Linked DNA regions of Homo sapiens: region 2 is linked to region 1. The links are chromatin loops, found by intact Hi-C in ENCODE. Cell type or tissue: HepG2. All regions are shown on one strand. Links, peaks and the distances in the headings refer to the core of each region. The heading gives the core; the rest is flanking DNA.

The links. Peaks named below come from ENCODE experiments on the same cell type or tissue, not always from the same donor. Only the 100,000 strongest peaks of a DNase experiment are listed, where the experiment ranks them.
Region 2: it touches region 1 in a loop (30-fold over the local background); 4 of 110 quality-filtered maps call a loop at or near these places.

What each region holds. Positions count from the first base shown.
Region 1 is chr6:160,928,800-160,934,179 of GRCh38, forward strand. All of the region lies in intron 3 of LOC102724087 (a long non-coding RNA gene), which reads left to right. Among named protein-coding and RNA genes, the nearest start is that of MAP3K4, 60 kb to the right of the region's middle. RefSeq lists an enhancer at 1,918-2,212. In HepG2, for the core only: CTCF peaks have their summits at 2,076 (motif pointing right), 2,715 (motif pointing left) and 4,652 (motif pointing left); a DNase peak (open chromatin) is centred at 2,082; H3K4me3 peaks cover 659 bases.
Region 2 is chr6:161,215,048-161,220,427 of GRCh38, forward strand. The region is part of intron 2 of AGPAT4 (1-acylglycerol-3-phosphate O-acyltransferase 4); the gene reads right to left. Among named protein-coding and RNA genes, the nearest start is that of AGPAT4-IT1, 56 kb to the left of the region's middle. In HepG2, for the core only: a CTCF peak has its summit at 3,365 (motif pointing left); no DNase peak of the experiment used is centred there; H3K4me3 peaks cover 385 bases; H3K27me3 peaks cover 1,180 bases.

The DNA of each region.
Region 1 (5,380 bases), core at 94-5,093:
ACCTTCCTCGTCCTCTGGTACCACTATTCTACTCTAATTATATGAGATCAAGCTTTCAAAAAAAAATGCTTGTCAACAAATAATAATTGTACATATTCATAAGGTACATAAGATGTTTCAATACATATAATGTATAGTGATCAAATCAGGGTAATTAGCATATATGTCATCTCAAATGTTTATCATTTATTATATATTTGTGTTGGAAACATTCAACATCCTCCTTTTAGCTATTTGACACTATTCACTATACTACTGTTGACATTCTACAGTGGTGTAGAACACTAGAACTATTCCTCTTTTCAAGCTGTAATTTGTAGCCTTTAACAACTCTCTCCCTATCCCTCCCTTCCTGGGACCCTTCTCAGCCTCTAGTATCTTCTGTTTACTTTTTACTTCTTGAGATCAACTTCTTTTAGCTGCCACCTATGAGTGAGAACATACAGTGTTAATCTTTCTGCTCCTGGCTTGTTTAACATAATGTACTCTAGCTTCATCCATGTTGCTGCAAATAATAGGATTTCATTATTTTTTATAGCTGAATAGTATTCCATGGTATGTATATGCCACATTTTCTTTATCCATTCATGTGTGGTCAGACAACTAGGTTGATTCCATGTCTTGGTTATTGTGAACAGAGCTGCAATAAACCCGGGGCTGCAGATGACTCTGTGATATAATGATTTCCATTCTGTTGGATAAATGCCCCGTAGTGAGATTGCTGGATCATATGGTACTTCTATTTGTAGTTTTTTGAGGAACCTCCATACTGTTCTCCAGAGAGATTGTACTAGTTTAAATTCCCACCAACTGTGTAGAAAAGTTCCCTTTTTTTCTGCATCCTCACCAGCATGTGTTATTTTTTGTCTTTCTGATAATAGCCATCCTAACTGGGGTGAGCTAATACCTCATAGTGGTTTTGATTTCCATTTCGCTGATGATTAGTGATATTGAGCACATTTTCATATATTTGTTGGACATTTGTATGACTTCTTTTGAGAAATGTCTGCTCAGATCATTTGCCCGTATTTTAACTGCATTGGTTTTTTGCTGTTGAGATGTTTGAGTTCCTTGTATATTCTGGATACTACTCCCCTGTCCAATTAGTAGTTTACACAACACTAGGCACCATACCAGGTTCTTTACACAGGTTATTTCATTTACTCCTCACTCCAACCCTATGAGGGAGGTGCTATTGCTACTACTCTCATTTTACCCACAGAGAGTTCAGCAGAGGTTCATAACTTCCCCAAAGTCACACAGCTTTTGTGGCAGATGGAGCAGGGTTGGATGCCAGAGCCAGGCCCTCTAGCCCCACGCCTCGCTGCTGCAGGAGCCCGCCCATCTGCAGTCACTGCCACAGGCATCAATGGTAGTACCCAGATTAAGGATTTATTGAGCACCTACTGTATTCACAGAACTCTGATCAGTCTGAAAGCCCAAGCAATGAAGCAAACAAAGCCAAGGAATGATAGAAATCACAGAGTTCAAACCAGAGTCTAGGGCCTGAAGTGCACAGCATGGGCCAGGTTAAAGTGAATGAAACATTCCTATTTTGATCCTTTTCATTATTTATCATTCATACCCATAAATACCTTTAAGGGGATTAGTTTTAGTTGCAAAGTGAACAACAAGTAGGCAACAAATTAGCTCTTCCAACATTTTCTTCTCCTGAAAAGGCTCTTTGAAAGCCCTGTTTTGCAGAAACTTGCTCCTTTTGCATGACGGGTAAATCGTAGGAGACCTGGTAGATTATGCTACAAACTTAATGTGGAAAGGTTGCTTCATCCAAGATCCTGGAGTTTTCGTAGACATTGTCCTGATACTTCCCCTTGGGCAATACCAGCGCCTGCAGGCAACAGCTCTGACGCACTTAAGACTTAAATACTACCCACAGAAGTGCTGGCTTGGCTGGGAAAACCTTTTGCTAAATAGAAGAACAACATTTTTTTTTCTTTTCTGGAATTTGCAAACAGCATTTATTCTCAGCCTTGCCTTCCAAACGTTCCAATTGGACATTGCTGGGCAGCGTGGAAGCAGAAGCGAACGTCACCCAGGCCGGCAGGGGGCGGCACACCCCACACTTCGCTGCGCGCCCTCGCCTCCTTGGGAGGGAGTGTCCAGCTCCCAAAACCTGTCGTGGGTTTTGTCCCAAGTGACTTCAGCCAGCAGATGGTTCAAGTCCTGAGGCTGCAAAATTCGGGGTGGAAGGAGTGGGGCGTAAGGCTGAGAGTGGGGAGAGCAATCCAGGGGCGCCAGGGTGGGAGCCGCAGCGGGCCCGCGGCCGCCCGGAGGACACTGATGCTTCTGGAGCTCGCGAAGGGTCCCCCGCGGGAGAGGAACAAGGCCGCTTGCGCTCCGCAGAGGCGCAGGCACGGGGCTGGGGCCCGGGGCGGGGGCGCGGGTGGGCGGACCCCTCCCGCAAGCCCATGATGGCCAGGCCAAGGCCGCTGGGAAAGGCAGGACGCTCGCCCATGCGCTGCCAGCTGGGCTTTTCTCCTTCGCCCGCCCTGTGTTCCAGGGCGCGACCCCGTTCGGTCCAGCCGCTGGCTCCGGGGCTGAACCCCAGGTAGGTGGGTCGGAGCCCCTGAGAGAACTGGGGCTTGAGGGCGTTTCTGCTTCCAAGCGCAAGCACGGGGAGCCCTGATGCTCCAGCCCCTGGACACTGGATTGGAAACTGGCAAGGGTAGGAGATGTTTTGCAGGAGGCCGCCCTCTGTCTTCCTCTGTTCTAACACCTGCTGGACACAGGGAATCCTGATACCTGTATTTTTTACCAGAAAAAAATTCTAACAGCAGAAAAGTCAATGTGATGGGTTACGCCTCCTTAACGTGCCCCATTTGACCTTGTAAGCTTCCTTCCACAGGCTGACCTTGTTTTGTGCAATCAGTGTGATCTTTTGTCAGCTATGCAAAACAGTTTTTGTTTACTGAATCTGGTTTAAAAGGCAAGAAGTTGCTTCCCATAGGGCACTTTGATCCTTGGTGTAGGGCACTTTGATCCTCGGTGGAAAGGGATGTGTATGCCTTGAAACATGGAGAGTCACATGCGATGCTTGGTTTTGTGTAGAACTAACATGAGATAATCTTTTCACTGGTTTTCAGAATTGTGGAGAATTCACTTAGGAAAATAAGCATGTGTATCAATGGATGACTAATATGGACATGTACTTTAACTGATTTCACAGAAGCAGTGCTCCTGATATTTTGAGACACTAATTTTATTTGGTTCTTCTTTACCATATGATCAATTAGCTGCTTACCTCATAAGTTACAGAGGGAGAAGGTACTTCCTGTTTTCTCTTTATATCTCTTGTCCCTTATTTAAAGAAGCAATAGGGCACGTGCAGTGCCTCACTCCTGTAATCCCAGCACTTTGGGAGGCCAAGACAGGAGAACTGCTTGAGCACAGGAGTTCAAGACCAGTCTGGGCAACATGGCAAGACCTCATCTCTACAAAAAATACCAAAAAAATTATCCGGGTGTGGTGGCCGCACGCCTGTAGCCCCAGCTACTCGGGAGCTGAGGTAGGAGGATGATTGAGCCCAGGAGGACAAGGCTGCAGTGAGCCAAGATTGCACCACTGCACTACAGCCTGGGCAGCAGAGCGAGAGCTTGTGCCAAAAAAAAAAATATTTTTTAAAAAAAGAAGTAATAAAGGAGAAATCTTTTTGCTACGTTTAACTTATCCTCCACTATTCTAAAGTTTAAGCTTCAATAATTTATAAGTACAGTGACATTAACACTTTAAAGTTAGCTGATATGCTGATATGCTTAAAAACTGGAAAATATTTCAATTTTAAAAAATTCTAGGTGGGGTATGGTGGCTCATGCCTGTAATCCCAGCACTTTGGGAGGCTGAGGTGGGTAGATCACTAGGTCAGGAGTTCGAGACCAGCCTAACTAACATGGTGAAACCCCATCTCTACTAAAAATACAAAAATTAGCTGGGCATGGTGGCACGCACCTGTAATCCCAGCTACTCAGCAGGTTGAGGCAGAGGAATCGCTCGAACCTGGGAGGCGGAGGTTGTAGTGAGCTGAGATCATGCCGCTGCACTCCAGCCTGGGTGACAGAGACTCGGTCTCAAAAAAAAAAAATTCTATTCCATCTAGTAATTGACGCATATGATACATATGCATACATGTGTAAAAGTGTATATCTATTCATATGTATATGAAATAGGTATATTATACATTGTACTGAGTTTATACTTTTATTGGCCTTTTTGACTTTAAAAGTGGGTTATACAGACCTGTGAAACAAGCAGCAAAAATGAAAACACTGCACTTTTGTGTGATTCCGTAAACACACAAGAATAGTGGAGGTCAGGATCCATGCTGCTGGCCAGGCGTTAAGTTGGCGTTATCAATAATCACTGTAGTCTCTGTGGGTGCTGATGAATCTGAATTCCCCACATGTCGTGCCTTGGGAATTGCTCCTTTGACTAGATTACTGTTTTGAGGTTGACGCTGTTGTGTTTCTTACAAGAGTAGAAAACAAGTGCACAAAAATGGATTTAGGTAAGTGGAAATTTAATGCAGTCACAGCAGTGCCCCACACAAACAAAGTGATCTACAAATGTAGCCTTGATAAGGGTCCCTCGCTAGGCCAGTCGTCACCTACTCCCTCTGCTGGATGACAGCCCTCCGGTATCTGCACTCAGCTCCCACGTTCCTGGAGCTTCTCTTCTCAGACTGCGCAGCGCCCAGAGCTTCAGGTCTCTCCATATCCTTCATCAACACCTCCTGAAAGCGTGAGACCTTGGAGAGGCCCATGTCCTCCAGGTGTGGCCAGGAGAGCTGAGACAGAGCCCTGGGGTCCTTTCTTATCAACCCTTGTTTGGGTGTTCTATTTCTGTTAATCCTCCAAATAGTCATTTTAAAAAATACCATTCATTTTAAACCGGTAGCTCAGCTGTCCTGTGTAAGCTCCACACCCTCAACTCTATAGCTGATTACGTAGTTCATTATTAAGCTAATTTAAGAAATGTTAAATATATGAAAAAGTACAGAGGGAGCAAACATTGAAGCAACTTACCAACTTTCCCACAACCTGCAGTTAACAATTGTGAACATTTTCTCCTTTTAACTTTTCCCCAGTCCCTGGAACTTTCTGGCTCATCCTCTCTTCTCTAACCCAGTCTCCCTCAGCCACAATCATGATGAAGTGTGTACTCATCCAACCTGTTTTGGAACATTTAAAAATTCTTTTAATTAGTTTTTAAAAGTCAACTTTATATATGCTCATAGTTTAAAGAGTCAAAAAGTTCTATAAAAAAGCTTGAATTTCCTTCTCCCCAGAGGCAAACACTTCGACTCTTTAAACTGATCCTGTTGGCATTTACCTTCAAATCTCTAAATAACCTTCTGACCCTGGTA
Region 2 (5,380 bases), core at 316-5,315, 290 kb after region 1:
ACAAGCTATGTTTTTTATGTGACATTTTAAATACTTATTTAAATACCCCATAGAGACTGTCTAGATGCTTCACATTTCTATAGGCTTGAGTACAATTTTAATACTATTACAAGAGTCTTCACAATTTGGCAAGCTACATTAATGACCCTATTTAACTTATGATCCTACTCTTCCATAACTCATACACTGCATGTGTTGTAATCTGTTGCCTAGTTAGCAAATGTTTCTGTAGAATTAAGCTTCCCCGTATCTGTGGGTTGAAAATGTTTACACATCCCAGCGGACATATTTGTGCTGAATCTCAAGGTTTTTGAGGCCATGGCTCATTCCTTCTCTGCCATTTCCCATACTCTTGGATTTACAAAACATACGCATATACCCAGCAAACACAGACTGACAGTGACTCACCCTGATCTCATGCTCGGTAATCAGGTTCAGATATCCTGGTCCTTCAGCATGAGTGTGGTTCTCAGGTCTGTCTCTCTGGCACACATTACAGGCAAAACCCATATTTTAAATGTATAACAAGCTCTTTTTGAACCTAAAACATTCTAGTCTTTATATTCTGAAGCCTAGCACATGCTTGAAACACTGATATCCTTGCAGTGGCTGAGGGGTATATCTGCTTGAACCACACAGTAGAATAACCTCCCTTACCATAAAAAAAAAAAAAAAGAAAACACAAAAACACAAGATCCAAGTTTCCTGTTGATAGCTCAAACTCTAAAAGTCCTACCAGCCACCAACCCATTGTAATTTCTCCTTTTTAGGTAGATATACCCATTATTTTATTCGTAATACAGCATTACCTTTCAAACTATACATCAAATTGAGTAGAGCAGACATAGTCAAGTTTATCTATGCCGGCAAGCAAAACTCTTCGCATGCACCCTGCCATGAAGGGCTATCAAACCTCCTCTGCCCCTAGAGCTGGAAAGCTGTCCAGGCTCACACATACTTGCCTCTCTTAACCGCACCATGTCCAGTTGACGAGGATTAAAGAAAACAAACAAAAAATACCTTTCAGCTAAAGCCAGATTTGTGAGGCTGCCAAGAGCACTTTTCCCTCCTGCCTTGACAAGGCTTCTTCATAGTCTGACAAAGGAGACTAACACTCTTAGACACAAATACAAGTTGGAGATGTCTCTGAAAGGGTTCTGAACCCACGTTGGGGTTGGGTGGGAATAACTCAATGGATGACTGAAGCAAAGGGTCAATGCTTTCAGGGCTCTCAGAGTAAAGCCATGAAACAGAATAGGCAACAGCAGCCCCAGTCTCTTCTGTCCTCAAGCAAACGTCTGCAACAAGTGCGTCTCTTGTCCAGGATGACAGACAACCTCTGCAACTGCCTTCTACAATCTTCAGGCTCACTCTCCTCAGGACAGTGAAACGCTTCCGGGCAATCGTTCTTTCCTCATTCTTTCCCAACTTCCTCCCTGGGCTCCACTGTGGAAACCAAAATGCTGGGGCAGCATCAGCCCCGACGCCCCAGGCCCCACCCCAGCACTCTCTTAATTCAGATGATTTTCCCCAGTGTCCGTTTTCACACTGCTGCTGAAGACATGCCCGAAACGAAACCAAAAAAGGTTTAAAAGGTTTAATTGGACTTACAGTTCCACATGGCTGAGGAGTTCTCACAATCATGGTGGGAGGCGAAAGGCTCTTCTTAAGCAGCGACAGCAAGAGAAAATGAGAAAGAAGCAAAAGCGGAGACCCCTGATAAACCCATCAGATCTCGTGAGACTTACTATCACGAGACTAGCACGAGAAAAACTGGCCCTCATGATTCAACTACCTCCTCTTAGGTCCCTCCCACAATACGTGGGAATTCTGGGAGATACAATTCAAGTTGAGATTTCGGTGGGGACACAGCCAAACCTATCACCCAGTAATCCCTGCTTCTGTCTTAATTTGACTTTCCCCTCACACGTGGCTCTGATTCACCTTTGCTCACCTGCTGATGCGGTTCTCATGTTACACGTGTTCTTCACCTTCAGGCTTTCCTGTCCTTGTCAATTTCCGTTTAGGTGTTTTATCATTAGGGCCTGACTCCGCGTTTCAGCAATGAAAGATGAGCAGACAGTGGAGAAGGCAAGCCAGGGGAGGGGCGGAGTGAGCACAGGCGTGGGGACGCGAAAGGACAGGGGAACACCGGAGAACTCGGTCATCCGCTTGGGAGCCAGGGACATGCTGAGCTGGAAAACCTAGCCTTGGGTCAGAACTGGGCTCCCATCAATGCCTGGTACATGGTAACAGAAGGTGCTCAATAGATGTCTACCAAGTTGAATGAAAGGGCATCTCACTGTTTGAGCGTGCTTTAAAAAGCCTTATGGTGTGTCAGATGGAGGACGCATTGGGAGAGGCTGTGGTGGAGACCTGTGTTAACAGCCTGTCACAACGTTGCAGGCGATATCCAAGCCCAAAAGACATGCTTCTCCCTGTGTGTCCCTGGGGGAGTCCATCAGGTGCATGGTAATCCAGTATGAAGGCATTGGCGTTATGCCTGCATTTTCTCTCACTAATCATGTTCAGCTCTAGTTGGAGACATAGGTATATATAATCTGTTCCTTTCCATTTAAAGAAATTGGCTACTGGTGTAGAAATTGTACATGAACAATCTCATTTATGAACATCATAATTACCCTGGTGAAAGGACTGGCTGGGAGAGGCATGGCATATTCAGAAATCCTCAAAGCCCTGGAATTGGATCAGGGAGTCCAGCCAGAAACCTCCTCCCCTGACCCCGCCTGCCCAGGCCACTGCCCTGGGACAGGACTCACAGGCAGCACAGCTGGTGCCTCTGCTCCCGCGGGGCCCTGCACACACCAGCTCTGGGTTTGTTCTTGTTTGGATAACATGCAGAACTCACCATCACTAGACTGTGACTGGGTTGAAGGACAAGGTCTCTTCCTCATCTCCCAACTCACCTTGTAGCGTAGAGCATGTTCTATGTGATGCCTGCAAAGACCAATTGAACACGTATGCATTCACCGGGAATGCCCTGTGATGGCTGGTGTCTGTGTCTGATGAGTTGGTGCCTTGTTCTTCTGGCAAGAGAACCACATGCCCTGGGGTGGACATACAACCTGCACAAGATGACTGTAGCTCTCTACCCCCGTCCACAGTGACGGTGCCAATGGTGCTGTGCTGGAAAATGGTTAACAACCAGCTCTTGTGTGGCAGGGGAGGCAGTAGGTGGGAGGAAAAAAAGCCCTGATTTATAGTTCTGCCGATTTCTATGGTGCAAATATTCCCACAAATGTCAGTGCCAAGCTATCTATATGAAATCAATGAAGAAGAAGTTGGGAAGAGATTACCAAATTACCAGAGCTCCCTTTTAAAACATGCACGACTCCCTCTGCTGGCATGATGGTCTGACTAAGTGGGGAAATCACAGCAAGAATACCTTTACTTTACGTTTGTCTAGCACCTTACAATTTATTTCCCTCATCTTACAATTAAAAAACCAAACCCAGGTAAGTTGACTGTGTCACCAAGGTGGTTAGGCCACTGTTCAGAAGCCAAGACTCCAGGCTCCAAGTGCGTGTTACCATAACACCGGGGCAGGATCCTCCGCTCCACGGCCCTAGCACAGTGTATCCACATCAAATCTACTCAAAAACAGCCACTTGGAAGCTATAAAGGGAGCCATAAGGATGCTAGAAAATAACTGCTGTCCTCAACACTTTCCATATCATGTAACCATATACTCTGAGGTGGCAGAGGTGAAAAAACACTGTTATCTACCAAACAGTATGATAAAACACTGTATCTACCAAACAGTATGATAAAACACTGTATCTACCAAACAGTATGATAAAACACTGTATCTACCAAACAGTATGATAAAACACTGTATCTACCAAAGCGTTTCTAGGATTTTTCCTTCAAAACAGACTGTGGAATTGGAGAATACTTTTAATCTAATATTTTCCCTCCTTTCAGGAGAACCAGAATAGGACCAGAGAAGGGAGTTCTCAAAATGTTTGACAATGCCTCAGATCCCATCTGGGCCCAAGATAAACTGAAATAGAGAAAAATACAAAAATATTTTTTGCCATTAGGATTTCCTTGCTTTAGAGCTTGTTTTCATAAAACTATTTCCCCCTTACTTTAAGTGTGCTATATAAATTCTATCTCCAGTATGGTGAAACCAAAACCCATAGCTAAGGCAGTGGTCTTTCAATGTTTTTGATTCCTTAAAAAAAAAATTAAATATGCACCATTAGCATATACAACTTTTATATATGTAAAATTTGTATTTTATATAATTTAAAAAATATATAAAATGTCCTATCCAGACATTTATGATATGATAGAATATGATGGCATGATACGAGATGAGATAAAAGGAACATAAATAGAAGCTCTCAGGTTTGTTTTTTCTATACCCCAATGGCTTGTCTTGTTTACCTCCTGGAAATATCCACTGCACCATGAAGACCACACACGATCGCCTTATAACCTTACAAGACACCAAAGTCAAACTCACAACCTAATTTAAAAGCCGTAACTTAAGTCAGAAGTGAAATTTAATGCTTCCAAAAACAAATGGGCACTTTGCGAATTAATTTATTTATAAACCATATGAATAGCTAAGACAACTTGACTTAAGCCAAGCATCCATTCATACAATTCAGTATCACATGTGTATTCCTAAACTTGCTGATTCTTTAGGGCCACCTGTTTGAAATTTAGAGTGACTAAATTCCCTATTTAAAACGTAAGGTCATTTCTTGTACCAGGGACACAGATTCACAGTAAAAAAGATAGACAGAGATAGATAGATAGATAGATAGATAGATAGATAGATAGATAGATAGATAGGCAGGCAGGCAGGCAGGCAGGCAGGCAGGCAGGCAGGCAGGCGGCAGGCAGGCAGGCAGGCAGGCAGGCAGGCAGACAGACAGACAGACAGACAGGCAGGCAGATAGATACATTTAAAAAATAAATGGATTATTACTCAAAATACACAAGGCTTGCTATCACAGTTACATTATTCCTGTTAAAAAACTTAGAACTCCAGTGTCCTTGCTTATCACTCTCCATTGAATCAGCTTCATGAGACTGATTCATTTGGATATTTAATGTGCTTCCAATCACCAGGTATGTCAGCCACACAGCCTGCGCTATCACCAGATGACCTGAGCTAATAACACACTAATGTCATCATCAGACCTCATTCCTAATACCTCCTTCTTTCTCCTAAATAAACAAAAATGTGTTGGCATGAAGGGTTCATTTTGGAATAAGCATCATATGGAAAAGTTTAGCCAAGTAAAAGCCCAATTCTAAATAAAATCATTTCACTAGGAATTGGGCCAGAGTGTAACAGTAACTATGAAGAGAAAACATTACATCTGAAATGAGCTGGAGAGGC